Regions from separate parts of the Homo sapiens genome. Here region 2 is linked to region 1. The links are chromatin loops, found by intact Hi-C in ENCODE. Cell type or tissue: Caco-2. All regions are shown on one strand. Each heading gives the region's core, and the rest is flanking DNA. Links, peaks and the distances in the headings are about the cores only.

Region 1 (5,397 bases), core at 137-5,136:
AAGCTAACAAGTTATTCCCTTACAGTTTTATTGAGGCTGGCAGAGACATGAGACTCCTTGGTCAGAGAACAAGCATTTTGCTATTCACAATGAACGTTATGAGCACTGGAATACTTGTGTCAGTTTTCCTTGCCAAGTTCCATGGGGCAATGCATTAGAAAAAGATGGATGGCTGCATATGAAGTAAGTTGAACTTAAGGAAATAAAATCTTATATACTGGCAATAAATATGCCTGTACATTGCTAGTGAAGGAGATACTATCTCTATCTTCCAAGACTTTAAATAAACCTTCCCTTTTTTCACAGAAAATTGTCCTATCTCTATCTTCCAAGTTAGTTCAATGTGCACATATCTTTAGCTAGTTAATGCCTCTGTTTGCAAGATGTGCAAATGAGATGGACTGCCATGAGGAATTGTCTCACCAAAAAGAGTTCTCATAGATGAGAAAAGGGGCTGGCCTTCGAAACCTTTTAATAACTAATCATTAGATACACACTGCCCTTTCAGCTGATTGAAATATCCGAGAGATACTCGACTGTGAGTCATTGACAGCTAACAGTTCTCTTGGCTAGGGGAATAGTAATTTGGTCTGGGAGCTGGGAGTCTTGTGTATTATCCTACAGCATGGACTACATGATGAGAACATGTCATTCTACAAACTATTATCATTTTGCCTTATCTTGTTAATTCATTAACCAAAGACCACACAGATATGTATCATCATATATCATCTGATGTTCCCTTTTATCTTTTTAATTTTATCCCTTTTATCTTCATTTTATCCTACTCACAGTTTGAATGCATGCCATTTAATTTGTAGATAGTTCTATTCTAGTGCATCTTCTTAGAATAGTTATTCTAGAATAGTTATTCTATTCTAGTGTGTCTTTTTATTTTGATAGTATGCAAGTTGTTAGAATAAACATTCTTTTCCTTGCTGCATCAAATAAACAGATGGCTGTTTTGAAACTGTGAAATATGAGCATAATTAAATAAATTCAGAGACAATCACGCGTTTACTTTTAGTTTCTAACATAGCTTTATCTATGCCTACAAATATATTTGATTTTCCAAATGATATTATCGACTTATTTTCATTTGTCAAATAGCTTAATCTAAACCAGACAATGAAATTTAATATGTTATAGAAATGTCTCACTGTAGTTGAGAGAAAAAATTACTGAAGACCCAAGTGTTTCTTAAAAACTTGGGGAAACTTCAATTTCCACGATTTTCACCGGTATTATATAACAGAGCTTCACAGTTACAATTTTTTTATTGCCAGATATGTTTGTACATTTGAATCATCATGGAGATGTTTTAAAAAACAGATTCTTAAATCAATAACAATTGAATATCGAAAAAGTACTCACATATTTTTTTTTATCAGGCCAGGAAGTATGTGTTTTTTCAAAAGTTCTTCAAGTAATTCTGATTATCAGTCAAGTCTTGGAAACATCAGATTACATGAATCAATCAAACTCTTATGTTACATGAACTATCATAACATACAGGATAATTTTAAGACCCTGTGTCAAGAAAGATCTCATAACATTTAAGACAAAAGGAGTGTCTACTTAGAAAATAATATTAATGATCATAAAACTTCTTGCCAAACGTTATCTAGAAAAGTAGCACCAGGGCCCAATGGAGGACATGTCCTATCCTTTAAAAAGATAAACAAGCAAAAAAATAAGTGGAGTTGGGGGGGCTACATTTTTATAAAATTGACAAATTTGGATAAATGTGAAATGGAAATATTCAAAATATTGATAATGTTTTCATTCATTAATTAGAGAAGGGCTGTTAATATAAGTAATGTTAAAAATTAATTCACTTTTGCTATATTCTTGAGTATTTCTGAGTCTGAATTAAAAAATAGTATTTACATTAATATTATTTGAAATACAGCTAGATGCAAAATATATATTAATCTAAGGCATGTTTATTATACTTCTACTATTTTTCTAGTTACTGAGTTAGTTACTATCAATACAATGTACAATATAAAAAATTCGAAAGGATCCCCTCATCCATTAAGCTAGACAAAAAAGGAAAAGGATTTTTGTTTGTTTTTGTTTTGATGTTGAGGAACTGACTTGCATAAGTACTTGCTTCATCCATTTAAGTCATTCTTAGATACTCCAGGGCAGGTTTCCTCAGAAACAGACTCAGAGACAGACAATAGCAGAAACTGTACTGAAGAGAACTTTCAGGAACATCACTATGATAAAATAAGGAAGTCAGTAATTTATCTTATTTTGGATTTTTTTCTCTAGACTAGATAATCTAAAATAAATAAATTCAGCCTGGAATAGGCTATAGGTAAGAGAGGCAATTCCATTTGGAGTGTGAAGGCCAGAGTCAATATTTTTCTGTTTTTTGATTTTTTTGTCAGACATATCATTATGTATTTTAATTTAGTTTTATTACGTTTAAAAACTGTCTCCTTTAAAAATACTGTTATGCAATTTTCTTTAAAAAATCAGACTAAAAATTAAATACATACACATATAAATGAATTAACAGCATGATTGTATAAACTCATGATATATTTTGTGTAAAAGAGACCTTTATATTATTTGAGATGTAAGGTAATTTACCAATTTACCTAATGGAAATATTTGATTGAAAAGCACATTAGAATATTTGTTTTTTTCCCCAAGAATATACATATTTGTGTATGAGAGATTTTATTAAAGACTATAAAAATTGAAATAAGAATTTTGTGTTTTGAAAATATTTTATATAAATAATAAATAATTGTTTTATAAAAATAAGAAAATTTTAAATATTCTGAGCAAAAGAGAATATTTTAGAAAGAACAAACATTATTATCTAAGATCCACAAACCTTCAGCCAAAACTAGTCATAAGTTTAGTGTAGCTATGCATTAGATATTGAGAAATCATAAAAATTTAATAATGAGAAATTTGTATTCACATTTCTCTGAGTTAATGATTCTCACTAACATATGCTATGATCAGGTAGTCTTAATTTGATATTTGCAATCATTGGCATTTAAATATTTTTGAACCTACTAAATACAGCCTACTCACAAGTTACGATAAAACTTCCTGCTTGGGTCAGAACTGAGGTTCCCTTCTGACTTCATGGTGTTAGGCAACACTGCCGCCTAGAGGTATTATGATTATTCCTAGTGGACAAGGTTTCTACTAGGAAAGGCTCAGAAAATAAATGTATTTACGCTTAAGCAATGTTAAGAACATGTTAAATGGATATGTAGCTACTTTATGTGACGTGTGAGATATCTAAGAACCCTATGAAAGAAGAAGTGGAAGTTTATTAACAATCGGAGTGCAAGCAAATACTGACAAGTACATGTTCTTAAGAAGTTCTGGTGAAAGTTGAACCAGGTTTGACTGTCAAAAGAAACAACGGCTTCTACATTGTGTGACTGACGTTGGGAATCGCCCTAATCGACTACTCCCTGATATGATTGTGCATTTTGTAAGGAAGGAGTCAGTTCTGTAAAAGAAAGAGCTTTCTTAGTATCAGAGTTTGCAACTTTTATGCTGCAACTTTACCTAAGGAGCAGTTTATCAGAATCTGGAAGGCAATTTATCACTAGATCAAAAGTGGAGAGTATCAGAGGTCAGTGGTAGAAAAAAGTTTGATTATCATTCAAGAGGAACACGAGGGTAAAATAGCAAAGATGAATAGTGGAGAAACTTCCACAATTGCAGGTGATGGATTTGTTTTCACTAGGACAATCCATGCCCAAAATATGTAAGAGAAATAATTTTTCATTAAGATTTACAGATGAATGGCAATTTTCCAAAAATGTTAACCTGGTTAGGGTAGTCTTGGAGAATATTCACTTTTTGACACCCAAAATAGAAAAAGTTCAAAATGCTGAAATTCAGCATAATACAAAATGTAATAGGAAATGTCTGTAGCTGATAGTCGATGGAGAAAAGGAAAGAGGTTACTTATTTTCTCAGAAGCATCACTGTGATTATTATTATTATAAAGTTCCCTAGAACCATACTGAGAAGTGGGAAATGTCCAAGGTCTTATTCATTATTTTAACATATACATCCTAAGTGTCTCCTACCTGTGAGGCTTCAAAAGGCAAGCAGACACATTATTTGCCCTATGTCACAGAGGAGATAGTAAATGAAACAATTAAATATTTTTAACTTGTCAAATATTGTTAGTGTTTGAAGTAAATGAACATGGTAATGTAATGTTTTGTTACCTCTGAGAAGTTATATTTAATTCTGAGACTTTAAGAATCTGAAGTCTAATGAGTGAATTAGGCAAAGGCAGACACTCAAACGATGGCCTAAGGATGGGAAGCAGATGAGAATTTGGTAAGAAGTGACAGAGGACCAGTGAGATTGGAATATAAGAGGGCGCTTTGGTTGACTTCGCTGAAGTTACAGTTCTAAACTCTCAGTTTTTTAAAACAATGAAAATTACTTGTAGGATTAAATATAGATTAAATGTAGAAACTAGGTCAATTGTATGTCTGATCCAAGATAGAGGCCTACTGTAGCCTATGCTATGATACCCATCTCTTCCCATTTTGGAACCCTCACTGAAGGTGTCGACACTAAGTGAGAGATGATGTTCTCCTGACCAAAGAAGAAAGAAAAGACTAACCTGAACCAGGTAATCCCATTTGAAAACCTATTTAAACTTCACTGGGATGCGGTGTACATCATATCTCTCCTTCCTCCAACTGAAGCTAACACACAAAACCAAGCTCAATATTGGGGTAGTGAAGTTATTTTTTTATAAAGAAAAAAGAGAACAATAAACTGAAATAATAATTCAATCTGTCACAGATGGAGAAGGTGATATGTTATTTGAAAAGGTAAGCAAATAATATTACTTAGAAAGTTTTGAAGCTATGGAAAGATTTTACACTTGAAAACCAAAGATGGGTATTAAAGAAAATGGCATAATATAATTTACATCACAAAATAGTAACCCAGATTAACATGTGAAGAATTTATTACAGTTAGGCAACCAGAAGAGCAGAGAAACTTGTTCGGTGACTGTGAAAGCACCCCCAAAACAAGGCAGCATAAACTAGGCTAGTGAAGCTTGAAAAAAATAGATGAATTTAAGATATACTTTTAAACTGGAATCCAAAATATTTCCTGAAATGTGCTTGATAGCATATTTCTTGAAGAAATATGTTAATTATATAGATTTCAGATCCACTTCTAGGGCTAAATCCTAGAAAAATCTAAGGAATTGAAGTCATCAAGACCTGTTAATCTGGGGTTCATGATGTCACTGAAAAGAGGATTTATTGAAACTCCTTATAATAAAACTTTAAACTCTTCTATTCTATTATCTCACCCCTGGCTGGATGCAGAGCTGCAGAAGATTAAGGGGAATTTAGTATGTAGAATTGCACT
Region 2 (5,397 bases), core at 213-5,212, 660 kb before region 1:
ATGGATATTCTCCAGTGAATGCTGAAGAATGCCAGATAAACACTATTTTCGTAGACAGAATCAATTTTCAAACAATAAACTTTCAGGAAAAGTAGAGTTTATTGCAGTAAGTGTATGCATACTTGATAATTACTTTAAAATTTTACTTTAAAATTTCTTTTCATTAGCCACATGAAGAAACCTCTGGAGAGGGGAATGAGTTTCACATTTTCATTTCACTTCAGATTTAGGCTGGCCTCATCCTCTAGCCCAATGATAAACACACACCTTCACAAGTAGGGCAAGCGAATACATCCAGTATTATTCTAGTAGGGACACTATGCTTCATTATAGGCCAAATTTTAATTTTTTATGTAATTATTTTTAATTGCAATAATTATTCATTTATCAAAAGTATATCTTCTTATGCTCTAATCTATCTGAAATGTAACTATTACCTTATTTTGATAATGGGCACCATAAAAATATGTAATACTAATATTTCAGATGGACTAATACACAATGCAGGACCTCTGGAGAGGGGATGTTTTATGGACCACCTAACATCAGCTTGGGGGAAAATCATAATTTTAATGATTTATCAGGGTTACGTAAACTGTACAACTGTTGTTGGAATGCAAAGGATACAAGGATAATAATAATACAAGGATTGACACAAGGATAATATGAAAGGCAAACAAAATAATATCAGAGTATTTCAACTAATACATAATTGTAAGTATGTAAGCTGTCCCCTCTGCTGGCCTTCTAAAAATAATTTTATCTCAAAGCACAGAAAATTAGTAATAAGTTGTAGCCACTAAAAATATTGTTATATCCTATTTAAACTCCTAGCATTTAAAAAATATTCACAAATACGTAAACATTTAAGTGTTGTTTTCAGATATTGTCAATATTCCACCGATGATTACTCTGATGCCTTTCTCATTTTCATGCACATGGACTTCTGGTGTGCTTTCACTTCCAACAGCCGGAACTTGCATCTCCTTACCAGACCCTTGCCCTAGCCTTCCATATCGCATTACGCCCCTCATCTGTGTACTAAGAACCTTCGGTGACAGGGAATTCATGTCTCCCAATAGGTATCCCGTAGACAATAATAGATAGGCGATGAGGTATAAATCTTCTGGCTTTCTTGTTCCTGATTACCACAACTTATGTAAGATCTATATTATCTCCAAAACTCCAAAGCTTCATTTAATCAAAGTTACCACCTGTGGAAACTTGCTTGATATTGTGCCTTTGCCTGAGCTCCTTAGATTCTTACTTTCTCACTTTCTCACTCTCACAGCACCCCACCTACCTCCTGGAATATTTCCTATGCACTTCTGCTTAAATTCTTGTTTCAGCGTTTGCTTCTAGGAAATCCAAACTGAGACATCTGGTTTCCAATGTGGTTCTAGGTAGCAGAGTCTCAGGATAGAATTCTCGAGTTGAGTCTTCTTTGGCCAGATAACAAAAGGGGCCACGGCGTCCATAAAAGTAGAGTATTAATTATTCATGCTATATGGTAGCATTATTGTAGCTAAGAAAGCCTGTAGGTAATTGGGATGTGATTCACATTGAAGGAAACCTAATAGTTTCTAAAAAATATCTACCACTAAACAGATATGGGGAAAAATAGTAATTTAAGACATAATGAAGCTGGGCACAGTGGCTTATGCCTGTAATCTCAGCACTTTGAGAGACTGAGGCAAGAGGATCGGGCTGGTTCAAGACCAGCCTGAGCAACATGGTGAGAACTTGTCTCTGTTAAAATAAAATAAAATAAAATAAAATAAAATAAAATAAAATAAAATAAAAATTAGCCAGGTGTGGTGGTACACACCCATTATCTCAGCTACTTGGGAGGCTGAGGGGGAAGAATCCCTTAAGCCTGGGAGGTCAAGGCTGCAGTGAGCTGTGATCATGCCACTGCACTTGCAACAGAGCAAGATCCTGTCTCAAAGCAATTTTTTTAAAATTGCAAATTTATTTTTTCCCTTGAGGTCTAAAAAATAAAAGATTTTGCATTTGTTGGTTTTGCTAAGTTCCACCGGTGCCCTGGAGGAAAACAGAGCTATCGAGCCAACTGTTTACCAACTCATGGCATGGTGAGCATTTCAGCTTGTCTTCATGGGATCAGAGACCTTTATCTCCAATACTTAGAGGCTTTGATCATAAGGCGAGCAGAACTAGAAAGAAGGGTAATATTTAAGCTTCGGCAAATCACCAGTGTCTAAGTAAACCAGGGGAGCTGTTAAGACATGTTTTTATTAATCTGGTCTCCTTATCAGTAGAGTAGATAAAACGCTGCTGGAAAAGTGGCGGTCAGGTGGCAGCACTAAACCACTAGATGTATGACAGAGATAATCACCTTAACAGACTCTGGGATCAAATGGAAAGCATGGGACATGACCTAAAGAGAATTATGACAGTGGCCAATTGATTATAGTGGTCCTTGTGAAAAATTAATTAATAGTCAAAAATGTCTAATGATACATTTGATATTAAAAAGAGAATGATTTACAAGGCTATCAGCTGCTCCACTGAAAAAAAATCACAATATCTTATATAGTATCTGAGATATTCCTCAGACCGGAGATAATCAGTTGAAAAGACTAATATTTCTTGAAGAATCATACCATGACACAGAAAATATATGCACTAATAATCCCTCCATTCCTTCTCCAAATGTGTGATCATTCACCTAAGTAACTGTAGACTGGGGAAAGAGAAATACACAAATTCTATAAGAGATATTTGACATTTTGTCAAAGTTACATTGATACTATGGATTGTCATTTGTGCAGAGGTATACAGAAGACAGATAGTAAGCAGAAGCCTGGCCAAAGTTTGTTTCTCATTGGTTCCAGTACATCCAAGGTAGCTAGTTAGCAGTGGCTCAGTATAAATTCAAAATGGATATATATATATATATATATATAACCTGTAAAATGCATTAATTTCAATTATTGCCACTTCTCAAGATTTTAAATTAAAAGCAGTGACATATATTGAGAAGCAAGGCAGAGATCAAAACCACTTTCACTGGCACAAAGATAAAGGGTTATTTGTGCTCGTCATGTCTTCATTTATTTGACATTCTAGCCCCTGGAAAAAACAGCTTATTGTAGATGATGGTATACCTCTGCAATCTTAATCAATACTCTCTGTGCCCTGATAGGTTATATGTTATGGATTTGGTATAGGTATTCTTTTAAAAATGTATGAGGACAAAAACATTCACTCATTTTGGACAATACTACAAATTTAAGGTATTGTTCTAAGGCTATACTTATTCTTCTGCCCTCTACTAAAATATATTCCAAAAGGACCTTGAAATGTATATACACCACATAAATATATTGGTTATATTGTGTCCATTAGACATGAAGAGCACATAGTGGTAAAATTCTAGATGTCTTTCTAAGATAAAATCCTGAGGGTGGAAAATAAACTCTAGAAAACATTAGTGATTTCCATAATGTATAAACTTTTAAGATTCTAGGAATGAGGAGGATGACAAGATATATCCTCCAGGCTGAAAGAAAAGTCTTTGTATACTGGAGTTCCTACACCACCACTCTGTGCTTGGTAAGCCAGTTTGGATTTTGGCCTACTTTGGGAAGTACTTCTCTGAATAATTATTGGATAAATTGAAGGCTGTCAGTGGTGAGTGGGTACAATCGCATATTCTTTTTGTTCTATGAGACCTCATATATTCAGTTGTGCTACTGGAGATAACAGTGGTAAATTGTGTGCCATTTGGAAACTGAAAGCTCTATAGCGAGTTGTAGGACACGAACCTAGGATTCAAGAACAAAACTGTGCTGTTTGCAACAAACAACCATATGTCATCTGCAAACTTTGAGTAGGCACAGAAGCTGTCTACCAGGTAATAGCAATGGTCAACCTGGAGTAAAGACTATTAGGTGCCAAGGACATAGAAAGTTATGGTACTAGATAGCCAGTGCCTCAGGTCATAAACATCTACTCAAGTAATGATGCTCCTTTAGCTTACATTTATGTGCCGAAGGGATTTCTTTAGAATCTGCTGATGGAGGAAAAATAGGTCCTACTTTGTGTATAGTTTACCTCAGCATATTTTTATGAGCTGAAAATGACTTTGCCAGAAAACACCACCACCAAGCATGGAGGTCCTTGAAAGAGGGGTGAGTGGAAATCTTCTAAATAACAGAGTTCAGGAGATGCACCTGGCCATCCACGGTGAAGAGTGATATAGTCTGAGATAAGAATATTTATGAACTCTTGGAGAATGGCTAATAGCTTAGCTTGTTGGTTTGGGGGCTTGGAAGGAGCAATATTTGAAGAAAGAGATAAGGAAGTCTGGGGAATAGTCATGTGGGTGGAACAATGGTACCAAGGTTTGAGAAAGGCTGAATCTCAAATTAATGCATAACCTAGATCACACACTTAAAAAGAAGCACTAACCACAAGGGGACAAAAATATTTATCACATAGATATTAGCCAGCCTCTATTCTCAGTGACTGAGCAGTGGGCTTATAAATTAAGTAGATGTACAGCTATGTGTAGGCCCAGCAACGTAGTCTTCCTCTCACCAAGGCTGATGTGGTTATTCCCATTACTGAAAATCTAAATTGTGAGGTATAGAATTCCAACACATGTCTCAAAGAAATCCACCGGAAGTTGTGTCAAGTTGTCAGAGTAAGGCTTTTCAAACTTTTAAAGGGCAGTAATTTATTCTGAACAGGGTCAATTTGTGTTTTTTGTAAGAGTTTGCCTTTTTGACTACAGAACACTGGAATAGCAGCACTATACAAGGACTAAGAGAATATGTCCTTTACGATCATGGGATCCCACACAACACTGATGCTGCACAGGCCAAAATATCTGCTCTTCAATGAGAATACGACATTGTGGGACCTACTGCTCATGCCTCATAGTAAATTACTTAGGGCTGCTGTTTTGATAGGACATTGGAAAGACCTTTTAAAGACATACCTACAGTGCCAATTTGAAGCTCCTGATGGTGATGCAAAGCAGGTGAACCCCAAACTGGGGCTTAGTCTGGAAGGGTTCTTTGTTTTACCCAGGATAGATATCAAGAATGAGCTGGTGGTAGAAGAAAATGGCTTTACTGAAGTGGCAGTGTTACAGCTTCAGTGGTATTACAGCTCAGGCAGTGTTATAGCTCCATGACTGATCCTGCAGAGCAGTGCAGCTACCCCATAGTGAGTATGCTGAGAGAACCAGCTCAGGGCAGTTCTGCAGAAATATGTAAACCTACTTTTAATTACATGCAAATTAAAGGGCAGTTTATGCAGAAATTTCTAAGGAAAGCGTAATAACTTCTGGGTCATCGGATCATTGTCACTCCTGGGTTTTGCCATGGCAATGGTAAACAAACATGGCACACAGGTGGGCATATCTTT

Evidence for each region. Hi-C counts contacts between places; a loop is a spot of excess contacts. Peaks named below come from ENCODE experiments on the same cell type or tissue, not always from the same donor. Only the 100,000 strongest peaks of a DNase experiment are listed, where the experiment ranks them.
Region 2: a loop joins it to region 1, with 8 times the contacts of the local background. A loop is called at or near these places in 2 of 110 quality-filtered maps.

Annotation. Positions count from the first base shown.
Region 1 is chr13:89,063,937-89,069,333 of GRCh38, forward strand. All of the region lies in intron 2 of LOC105370307 (a long non-coding RNA gene), which reads left to right. Among named protein-coding and RNA genes, the nearest start is that of LINC00440, 170 kb to the right of the region's middle. In Caco-2, for the core only: a CTCF peak has its summit at 3,107; no DNase peak of the experiment used is centred there.
Region 2 is chr13:88,403,647-88,409,043 of GRCh38, forward strand. No RefSeq gene overlaps it. Among named protein-coding and RNA genes, the nearest start is that of LINC00433, 130 kb to the right of the region's middle. In Caco-2, for the core only: no CTCF peak of the experiment used is centred there; a DNase peak (open chromatin) is centred at 2,305.